Linked DNA regions of Homo sapiens: region 1 is linked to region 2. Evidence: read pairs that join two places in POLR2A ChIA-PET (ENCODE). Cell type or tissue: endothelial cell of umbilical vein. All regions are shown on one strand. Links, peaks and the distances in the headings refer to the core of each region. The heading gives the core; the rest is flanking DNA. Region 1 overlaps ARHGAP22 (Rho GTPase activating protein 22). Region 2 overlaps ARHGAP22 (Rho GTPase activating protein 22).

Region 1 (5,381 bases), core at 263-5,262, 57 kb after region 2:
GTGAGACATGTCACAAAGCCATTGAAGCTCAGTGAGAGGACGGCGGGGGTGTGGTTAGGTGGAGTGGCCAAGCAGGCTTAATGCAGCAACGGGGAGCCAGGGGCATGCTGGGGAAGAGCATTCCAGCAGAGACATGGACACGTGCGAAGGCCCCGAGGTAGGGACGAGCTTTGGGAACACGAGGCATGTCAGGAAGGCCGGGGCCCCGAGGGAGTGAAGACCAGGCGAGTGGGAGGGCCTGAGGTAAGAGTGGTCACCAAGGCCTTGGGGTCCTGGTGGGGATTTTTTATTTTGTTCTGTATACAGTGGGATACCAGGAGAGCTCAGAGCAGGAGACACACAGGACCTGAGTCAGATTTATGTAAAAGGTGCCCTGGCCACCACATGAGGAGTGGACCATAGAGGGACAGCAGTAGACACAGCAGGCCAGGAGAGTCCATGGGGTGGGCATGCAGCTGATGGTGCAAAGTGGCCAGCTGCAGGTGTATCCTTAAGGTGGAGCTGCCAGGTTTTGCCTATGGTCTGGACATGGGGTATGAGAGAAATGAAAGGTGACTCCCAGCCGTGCAGTCGCTATCTCTAGGTCGGTGTCCATATGAAGTGGTCATGAAAAGATCTTTCATAATGGGATCACCATGGCATTGGGGCCAGGGCCACCGACTCCCTGCTGAATGTGGAGACTGGGAGTCTGAAAGCTGGCTGGGCTCTGACCACACAAGCTATGGACGTCCTCTTTCTCCCTATGGTGTTTGATCAGCACACAGTCTGGGCAGGGACTCACCTTTTGGGGCTCTGGGCCAGTCTCCAGATTTCACAAGCCACATGGGCTGAGCCCCTTCCTTTGCTCCTCTGTTTGCCCACTCTCCTCTCCCACCCCTGGCTATGGTCTACCTGACCACCTTTCATTGAATGATAAATCCCTCACAAGGAAGAGTCAATATAATGTTGAGAGTGAAAGTTGTTCTCTCAGGCTTCATGAATGATATCACACTGTCAGCCTTGGTCTCCTTGATCCCTGAAGGTTGCAGCACATTTGACTTAGGGCCCTAGATTAATGGCCTGGAAAGGTCTGAGCCCACCCAGGGATTTCTGCAGCCTCACAGTGGCTTTGGTTCCAGGTTGCTGAAAGTGAACCAGTGGAACAGAATAGAGCCCAGAAGCAGAATCTTACATAGTTGGACTTTGATGTATGACAGGTGGCACTTTTGAGCACCAGGGAAGGAACATTATCATAATCTTGGGGTAGAGAAAGAATTTTTAAATGAGTTACAAAAAAACACTAATCTATTATGAAATTGTTGATAAATTATATTTTATAAAATGAAGAGCATCTGTTTGTAAAAGGTAGATTAAGAAAATGAAAAGATAAGCTATACATTGGGTGAAGGCGTTTGCAACACATGTGGTCATCAAATTACTCACTCCCCAAACTCCTACAAATGAATGAGGCAAAAACAGACAAGGCAGCAGAAGCGTGGGCAAGAGACTTGGACAGCCATTTCCTAAAATAAGAAATCCTCATGACCAGTGAACATAGGCTCCTGCGCACAACCTCATCAGTAATCAGGGAATTGCAAATTAAATCACAATGGGATACTTGTATGCACCCACCAGAATGACTAAATGACTGAATGAAAAAGACAGTTTCAAGTCGTGATGAGGATAGAAAGCTATAGAAACTTGCACATATTGCTAGGGAAATCAGCAGTGTCTGCTGAAGTTGATGCTGTGCACACCTGTGTCCCAGCAATTCCATATGAAGCATGTCCTACATAGAAATGTGTGTACAGGTATGCCAGGAGACTTGGATACATGGGATGTTCATGGCAGCCTTATTGATGATAGCCTGACACTAACCCAAGTGCCCAGCAACAATACAATGGATAAATAACTATGACTCAGTCTTACAGTGGGAAACTCCACAACAATGGGAATGAATCCACTACAGTGCCACCTACATGCATGAATCTTAAAAACAATGTGGAACTAAACCCAAACAAACAAAATAACATGTTGTATTATCTACCTATATAAAGTTGAAACACAGGGCAGAAGTAAACTTGTTATTTATAGATAGATAGGCAACAGAATATAAAGAAAAGCAAAGAAATGAATGCTATGAAAGTCAGGATAGTAGGGAGGAGGGAAGAGGTTAAGATGGGATGGGAGAGGGGCATACATATCTTAAATGTTCTCTAGCTTGGCTTGGGTAGTTACACAGGTGTTCCTTTTACAATGACATGTTTATCTGCATATTTATGCTTTAAGTGCTTTTCTAGATGTGTGCATATAAAAAATAAATGAAACAAAGGGAGAAACTTGGGTCAAAGAAGTGAGATGACTTGCCCAAGATGACACAGCCAGCAAGGGGGCAGAACTGAGAAGTGGAGGTGGATGTTCTGGCCTCAAAGACTGTGCTTGGTCCTGGCCCAAATAGCCCGTCCAAGAGCTGCACCAAGACCTGCACCCAGCAGGCCTGGCTCCCCGGCCACATGTCCATCTCCCTCTGTGCTTGCCCAGAATTGGGGATCTTTGGCAGAATCCCACATAGACCCTAGACTGACCCCTTCCCCAGGCCTGGCATTTATCTGCCTTCCCAGGCTGTGTGCTGAAGAACTCACAACCATTAAAACAGGAACTGCCATCAAAGGCGCTTATCTCCTTTCTCCCGGGAGTACAGAGGAAATGCAGAAATCTCAGGAGTTAGCGATGCCAGACGTGTCTGGGCATGCATGGTGCTGGCAGGTGGGCTCAGTCGGCCCCTGAAGGTTTTCTGGCAGAGCTGTTATTAGCTTGCATCCCCTGGGAAGGAGGCTTAGAGGATCAGTCCTTTTTTGACTGTTTTGTAACAGAGCCCCTGAGCCCTTCCTGGGGTGCTTATTCTGGCACCGGCAGGCCACCTCTGACAGACAGGAGTGGGTGGCGTGCCTGCTGCAGATGGGACAGCCCAGCCATCCCCTTGAGAAGTGGGAGCAGCCAGTGGTCAGGGGAGCCTCACTGCTGGTGGCCTGCCCAGCCCACCAAGCTGTGGCCACAGCTGGAGTGCCTCTCATTTGGGAATTCATCTGGTCATTCAGCCAACCTGCAATGGACTCGCAAATGTTCTAGGGGCTGAGGAGACAGCAGCGAGCTGGAGGGACAGGCACTGGCCTCATGGTTCTCACGTGCTAGTAGAGGAGGCGGGTGACCAGCTGAGCAGGCACATGGCAGGTTAGATGGTGGGCACAGTGGGGACAGAAGAGGCAGGGAGGGGAACACAAGAGATAGGGTTAGGGTTTGGTGACTTTTGAGTAGAAGGAAAGAAAGGGTGGATAACAGCACAGGCAGAGGTAGGGGGCCCATCCCGGAAGAACAGCAAGGAGGCCAGTGTGGCCAGAGCAGAGTGGGCAAAGGGGAGGAGAGAGACCAAAGAATGAATGGCCTTGTCATCATGGTAGAGCTGTTAGCACCTCATGGCATGGAATAGAGAAGTGGCAGAACCTGGCCCATCTTCTACCAGGATCCTTCTGGCTGTCATGTTGAGGAAAGACCAAAGCCAGTTAGGAGCTCCTTACACAACAGTGCAGGTGAGAGGTGAGGGTGGCCTGGCCCAGTGGTGGTGGCGATAAGAAGTCATTGAATTCTTGATTTATTCTGAAGGTAGAGCCAGTGGTATTCCCCTGCTAAGATGGATGAGAGGTGTATGAGAATGAATGAGAGAAGTTAAGGATAATTCTGGGATGTTTTGATCTAAGCAATGGGAAGCTAATGAGTTAGCTGAGATAGAAAGACTACGGGAACTGCAGCTATTTGGAAGGAAGATATGGGCCTAGTTTGAGATACCTATAAGATGCTCAAGTTTAGATGTCAAGTAGGCAGGTAGATATTTCAGCCTAGAAATCAGGAGAGAGGACTGGGCTAGAGAGAGTATTTAGGGGGCCATCAGCACATAGATGGGGTTTGAAGTCATAAGGCTGAATGAGACAGCACAGAGCGAGTGGAGGGACAGCAGAGGGGTGAGAAAGAGAGCAAGCCCCAAGAGGGAGGAGAGCCAGAAGCCACCCTGAGCCAAGTGAAGGAACAAGGGCAGTGATCAACTGCAGCCAAGTGCTGCTGATAGATCAACCAGAGGATGAAAGCTGAGCAGTCATTGGTGACTTGAGCAAAGGGGCTTTTGTGGAATGCCTGATAATAGTGGGAATGAGAAAGGATGATAGGAGGGGAATTGGAGTGTCAGCATAGCCAACTCTTTCAAAAAGTTTGCAGAAAAGGGAAAGAGAGAAATGGGGACAGCAGCTGGAGGAGGAGGTGAGGTAAAGAGGAAGTTGGTTTATTTTTTTAAGTTGGAAGACAAAGCATCATTGCAAAAGATTGATGGTGTAGGAGGGACAGAGAATTATTGCTGGAACACCAGTGTCTCTTATGGATATAGATACAAAAATCATCCACAAAATCCTAACATGCTGAATCCAAAGAATTATACGCCATGATGAAATGAGATTTATCGTCTCTAAGAATGGAAGGGTGATTTAATGTCTGAAAATCAATTAATGTACTATATTAACAGAATAAAGGACAAAAACACATGACCGTCTTAGTAGACTAGAAAAAGCATTTTATAAAATCCAGCACCCTTTAATGATTAAAACACTCCAGAAACTAGGAATAGAAGTGAACTTCTATTCTATCCCTAGGAATAGAAGGGAATTCCTATGATAAAGGGCATCTCCAAAAAGCCCACTGATAATAACATACTTAATCGAGGAAGACTGGCTAATTTTCCTCCAAGATCAGGAACAAGACAAGGATTCTTGCCTTCACCACTTCTATTCAGCATTGTACTAGAGGTTCTAGCCAGGTCAATTATGCAAGAAAATGAAATAAAATGAAGCTTGATTTAAAAGGAAGACATTAAAGTATCTCTGTTTGCAGATGGCGTGATCTTGTGTACAGAAAGTACAAAAAAACTATTAGAATTAATTAAAAATTCAGCAAGGTTGAAGGATACAAGATTAGTATATACAAACCAATTTTATTTGTGTACAGTAGCCATGAACAAACTGAAAACGAAATTAAGAAAATTTCATCTACAGGAGCATCCAAAAGAATAAAATACTTAGGGATAAATTTAGCAAAAAAAAGTATAAAACTTATATTCTGAAAATAACAAAGCATTGCTGAAAGAAATTGAAAAAGATCTAAATAAGAAGAAAGACATCCCATGTTCAGGAATGAGAAGAGTTGATATTGTTAAGAGGCCAATACTCCTCAAACTGATCTCTGAACTTCCACGCCCAGTTCAGGGAACGCAGCCCCAGAAGGATGCATGGCGCAGTACCTCCTTGCCAGCTCTCTCTGAGAGGAGAGAGAAGGGAGACAATAGTCACCGGGTCCCCAGGGCT
Region 2 (5,381 bases), core at 263-5,262:
GGTGTCGGGCATTTGCCATGTGCCATTCTCTTTTTTTCATATCACAGCCAATGCTGACAACCCTCAGGGCCTTCTACCCCATTCGTTGTCCACATGAACTGAGAGTCTTTCAAGATGGTAGAAGTTGGAATTCAATTCAGATAGCTTTGGCGTCAGTTTCAGTCAAAGCAGTGTGGTGGCAACGCACCAGCTTGGGTGCCAAAAGTTCTGACTGTCCCTTACAGCACCTCACCCCTCTGGACCGGTGTGGCAGCCAAAGCCTCTGCTTCTCTTGCAGCTGCAAAGATTGACTCCGCCTCCCATCCTCCCTGCAGTAAGACAGGGTCACATGACTAAACCCTGGTCAAGGAAACACAGGTAGGAGTGACAGGTGACCTCTGAGGCTTCTGAGGCTGCTGTCAGCACCAGCTCCTAAAATCCCTTGAGAAACTCCCTGCCCCCTCTCCCTGCATCTCACAGCAGAGGATTCAGAGGAGGACACTGAGGTCCTAGAAGGAGCCTGGGTCCCTGAGTGACCACATGGAGCAGCCCCACTCCCTCTTCCCTTTTCATGCTGACCTGCAGGAGCCAGTGACCTGAGCAAGAAGAGTCTTTAGGGGATTAAGCCACTGAGATTTGGGAGCTGTTAGAGCAGCAAGCATGAATTACCTGATTGATGTGCCCGGTTTCCTTATCTGTAAAAGGAGGTTATCAACATCATTCTCAGGGTTGTTGTGTCAATGACTTATGATTCAGTGAAAACACAAACCCAGGATCTGACACATTCTAGGTAACTGAGGTCCCTCCTTACAGTGTCAGCAGCAGCCACAGCAGCAACAGTGCAAGGAGCACTAGTTAACTCCCAGTGTGCACAGTACTATGCCCCAGCTAAGTGGACCAGACACCAGATGGGCCTAGTTCATATACAGGGTCTCATGTTCTATAGCATGGGGGTGCTGGGAGCCTTAAAAGGTGTGCAGGACTGACTGCAAATGCTTTGTAAAATGAATTTTTCCTATAACTGCAGACCATTAAGGTGATATCTGTAAATAGAATGCTAAGCTGAGGGGTCACACATAGTAAAAGTGAGAAGTAAGAAAGTAAGGATCACCCTGGAGGCAGACACCTCAGTTCTAATTCTGACTTTTCCGCTTACTATTTGGAACCCACATAAATCACTTAACCACTTCAAGCCTTAGTTTCCCCATCTGTAAAATGGAGATTATGATAGGGTTCTTGCAGGGATTAATGAGTTAATTTATGCAGAATGCTCAGAACAGTGCTTGGCATACAGTAAGTGGCGTGTATGCCACTAAGTGATTCCTGCTCAGGTAACCGAGACCGCCTCCCACCCTGAGTGCATGGTAGGGTCTGATGTCATCACAGCTGCTGGGAAGTACCTGTCCCCTTTGGGAGCTTCTGCTGTGTTTGTCCATATGGCAAGGACAGAGAGCCCTCTTGGCCCCATGGCCTCCTGCTCTTTCCCATGCTGCATTTCTCCTGGGGGTGGGGGAGGAAAGAAAGTTGGAAAGAGCAGGTGGGGGCAGGGTGGGGGTGAGGCTTCAGGGAAAGGACAATGGGCTTTGTAAATCCCTCCCTGGGCAGGCTGGCCAAGTTCAATGGCTTCAGGCCACATGAACAGCAAGAAAAATGTGGCCCAGGAATTTCTCCCCAACGATTCCCCTTGTCTTTCTCTGTGGGAATTTGGAGCTGCAGACACATTCCTTCCATGAACAGCATCCGTGGCAGCTGAAGGCCCATTGGCCCGAGCTGGGGAACCTGGCTGGCCGGCACTTCTAGAGCTCTGCCCCTACTGCCTCCCCCTCCAAGGAGTGGGCACTGCCAGTGTGCCAGAGAATGCACTCTCACTGGCAGACCTCACAGCTTGCTCTGTCAGGGACTGACCCCTCCTGGGCACGGCCCTCTCCTCTCCTGAACCAAACTGCCCAGACAGCTTTCACAGCTGCTTTTCCACAATCTGTCACCTGGAAGTGGAGACTAGACATCTTGGAGAGAATTCCCATCCATTCCTTTTTTTTCTAAGCCAAGTACTTCCCGACTTAAGAGGAAATTACTTCCCAGATGCTCTAAAATTCTTTTAAAACACTGTAAAGTACAGTCCACAGGCCAGATCTGGCTTGCCACCTGCTATTGTACATAAAGTTTTATTGGAACACAACCACACTCATTCATTTACGTAGTGTCGATGGTTGATTTCACACCACAATGGTGGAGCTGAGTAGTTGCTAAAGAGACTGTATGGCCCTCAAAGCTTAAATATGTTTACTATCTGCCCCTTAGAGAAAGTTTACTGACTTCTGGTTTACTCCTTTGTTATTCCACACAGGATTTGAAATGGCCTCTATTGAGAAGACTTAGAATAAAATAGTGATACCACAATAGTTCAAAATAATTGAGAGCCTGAGAAAATGCAAATAAAAGTAGCAACTCAAAATCATGAACCACAACACAAATATGAAGACTGTTAGGACCTACATATTTGCCAAAGCCAGGCTTTAAATTTTTCTTGAGCTTCCTGGAAGCCAAAGGAAAAAGAGAAATGAGACAAGTCTCATCAACAGAAAGAAAAAAGAATACCAGTCCTTATGGGATCTAGAGCTTTTTCTCTAGAAAAAGATGTATGGGGCTTGCTTCAAACAGAAAAAGAGTAATACCCACCTTCCCCAGAATCATATACTTAGTTAAAAAAAAAAAAAAAAACAACAGAACAATGAGTCTGCAAAATGAATAGCAACAGCAATGCTGTTGATGAGGGTCAGTACGGGGACAGGGGTTCTTGTTAATATGTCTGGCCAGAGATTGAACTAGATATCAGAAGGCAAAGCAGTTGGCTTCCATGCACTGTGCTAAAAGTGCATAAAACATTTTGAGAGGGTGTAAGAAGCCTCATTTCTGCTTATCACTTCTGTATATCTATTTGTTTCAGAGCAAAAACTGGAGTTCAATAAGGACAGGCCCAACTTGTCACTAACTCACCTTACAGTGCCTGGCGCAAAGTAGGCCCTCAAGAGATTGCTCGTGAACATATACACCATGGAATACTATGCAGCCATAAAAAAGGATAAGTTCATGTCCTTTGTAGGGACATGGATGAAGCTGGAAACCATCATTCTCAGCAAACTATCACAAGGACAAAAAAACCAAACACTGCATGTTCTCACTCATAGGTGGGAATTGAACAAAGAGAACACTTGGACACAGGAAGGGGAACATCACACACTGGGGCCTGTCATGGGGTGGGGGGTTGGGGGAGGGATAGCATTAGGAGATATACCTAATGTAAATGAAGAGTTAATGGGTGCAGCACACCAACATGACACATGTATACATACGTAACAAACCTGCATGTTGTGCACATGTACCCTAGAACTTAAAGTATAATAAAAAAAGAAAAAAAATTGCTTGTGAAAAATGAGGAGGTTGTGTTAAAAGAGAACCTTCCAATTCCAATGTCTGTGGGTCTGTGTTATGTGGACATACAGTGTGTGTGCACACTGAATTTTAGCCAAACTCCTAATATAGATCAGAAATATGATGGGAGAAGGGGGTGGGGGCAGGGACGCAGGCCCAGATGAGACCCTCACCACCAAGAGGCAGAAGTCAGTGAGTGGTTGTTAAGAAGGTGACCAGCAGTGTTCAGACTGCCCAGATTGGAGGACAGGCTCTACCCTCTACCCACCAGCTGTGTGATCTTGAGAGCTCGCATAACCTGGGCGGGTGTCCATATCCTCACCTGTAGATTGGATCTGATGACATATCACCCTTACAGGCTATTGTGAAAATTAAACAAAATAATGCCCGTGAGTTACTAGTGCCAATCAAAGGTATGTTTTGTGATAAGCTGTCTACAAAGTGTCTACATCACGCCCTTCTTCAACAAGCTCCCTCTACCAGAGGCCAGGGCTGGCAGGAGACAGACATTATTCTGAAAAGCTAGGAGCAATAACCCGCGGTCTCAATCCAGCACTCCACAGGGCTTGTCTTTTTTAACTGGAAGTCTCAACTACAGTTATGTGTGCCTTTGTCCCACAGGCCATCTTATTCACCATCGAGTCCCATTCCTTTTCCCCAAAAAACATTTATCATAGAATTGTTAAGATCACAGGCTAGAAAGCAAGATGGGCTGGGTTCCAATCTGAGCTTAACCACTAATTAGCTGTTGTGACCTTGTGCAAATGACTTCACTTCTCTGTACTTCGGTGCCCTCACTTCTCTGTACTTCGGTGCCCTCCTCTTGCAAGTGGAAATAATGATGACATCGAATGCATAGGATTGCTCTGAATTCTAAGTGAACGTGCACATGTCAAGCTCTTAGCCTGGCACATTGTCAGGGCCAGGCAGTGCTAGCCATAAGGATTTTGCATCACTTCCTATGTTTCAGCTATCTGTAACTGCCTAACAGACTACTCCAAAGTTTAATGACTTAAAACAACACATATTTTCCTTTTTTAAAAAAATGTATTTCAATAGGTTTTGGGGGAACATGTGGTGTTTATTACATGAATAAGTCCTTTAGTGGTGATTTCTGAGATTTTGGTGCACCCATCACCTCAGCAGTGCAAATTGTACCCAATGTGTAGTCTTTTATCCCTCAGCCTCCTGCCACCCTTTCCCCCAATTCCCCAAAGTCCATTGTATCATTCTTATGCCTTTGCATCCCATAACTTAGCTCCCAATTATGAGTGAGAACATACGATGTTTGCTTTTCCATTCCTGAGTTACTTCACTTAGAATAATGGTCTCCAGTCCCATCTAAGTTGCTGCAAATGCCATTATTTCGTTCCTTTTTGTGGCTAAGAAGTATTCCATGGTATTTATATACTACATTTTCTTTATCCACTCTTTGATTTATGGGAATTTGGGCTGGTTCTATATTTTTGTAATAGCGAATTGCGCTGCTATAAACATGCGTGTGCAAGTATCTTTTTCATATAATGACTTACTTTCCTCTGGGTAGATAGCCAGTAGTGGGATTGTTGAATCAAATGGTAGTTTTACTTTTAGTTCTTTAAGGAATCCCCACACTGTTTTCCATAGTGGTTTTGTATTAGTTTCCATTCCCACCAGCAGTGTAGAGGTGTTTGCTTTTCACCACATCCACGCCAACATCTATTTTATTTTTATTTTTTTATTATGGCCATTCTTGTGAGAGTAAGGTGGTATCGCGTTGTGGTTTTGATTTGCATTTCCCTGATCATTAGTGATGTTGAGCATTTTTCTATATGCTTGTTGGCCATTTGTATATCTTCTTTTGAGAATTGTTTGTTCGTGTCCTTAGCCCATTTTTTGATGGGATTGTTTGTTTTCTTCTTGTTGATTTGTTTGAGTTCTTTTTAGATTCTGGATGTTAGTCCTTTGTCAGATGTAAAGATCACAAAGAT

The links. Peaks named below come from ENCODE experiments on the same cell type or tissue, not always from the same donor. Only the 100,000 strongest peaks of a DNase experiment are listed, where the experiment ranks them.
Region 1: POLR2A ChIA-PET joins it to region 2 with 13 read pairs; 2 of 35 experiments call an interaction of 5 or more read pairs at or near these places.

What each region holds. Positions count from the first base shown.
Region 1 is chr10:48,473,905-48,479,285 of GRCh38, reverse strand. The region is part of intron 4 of ARHGAP22 (Rho GTPase activating protein 22); the gene reads left to right. Among named protein-coding and RNA genes, the nearest start is that of ARHGAP22-IT1, 35 kb to the left of the region's middle. RefSeq lists enhancers at 1-378, 2,466-2,760. In endothelial cell of umbilical vein, for the core only: no CTCF peak of the experiment used is centred there; DNase peaks (open chromatin) are centred at 1,915 and 2,665.
Region 2 is chr10:48,530,501-48,535,881 of GRCh38, reverse strand. All of the region lies in intron 3 of ARHGAP22 (Rho GTPase activating protein 22), which reads left to right. Among named protein-coding and RNA genes, the nearest start is that of ARHGAP22-IT1, 22 kb to the right of the region's middle. RefSeq lists an enhancer at 1,787-2,327. In endothelial cell of umbilical vein, for the core only: no CTCF peak of the experiment used is centred there; no DNase peak of the experiment used is centred there.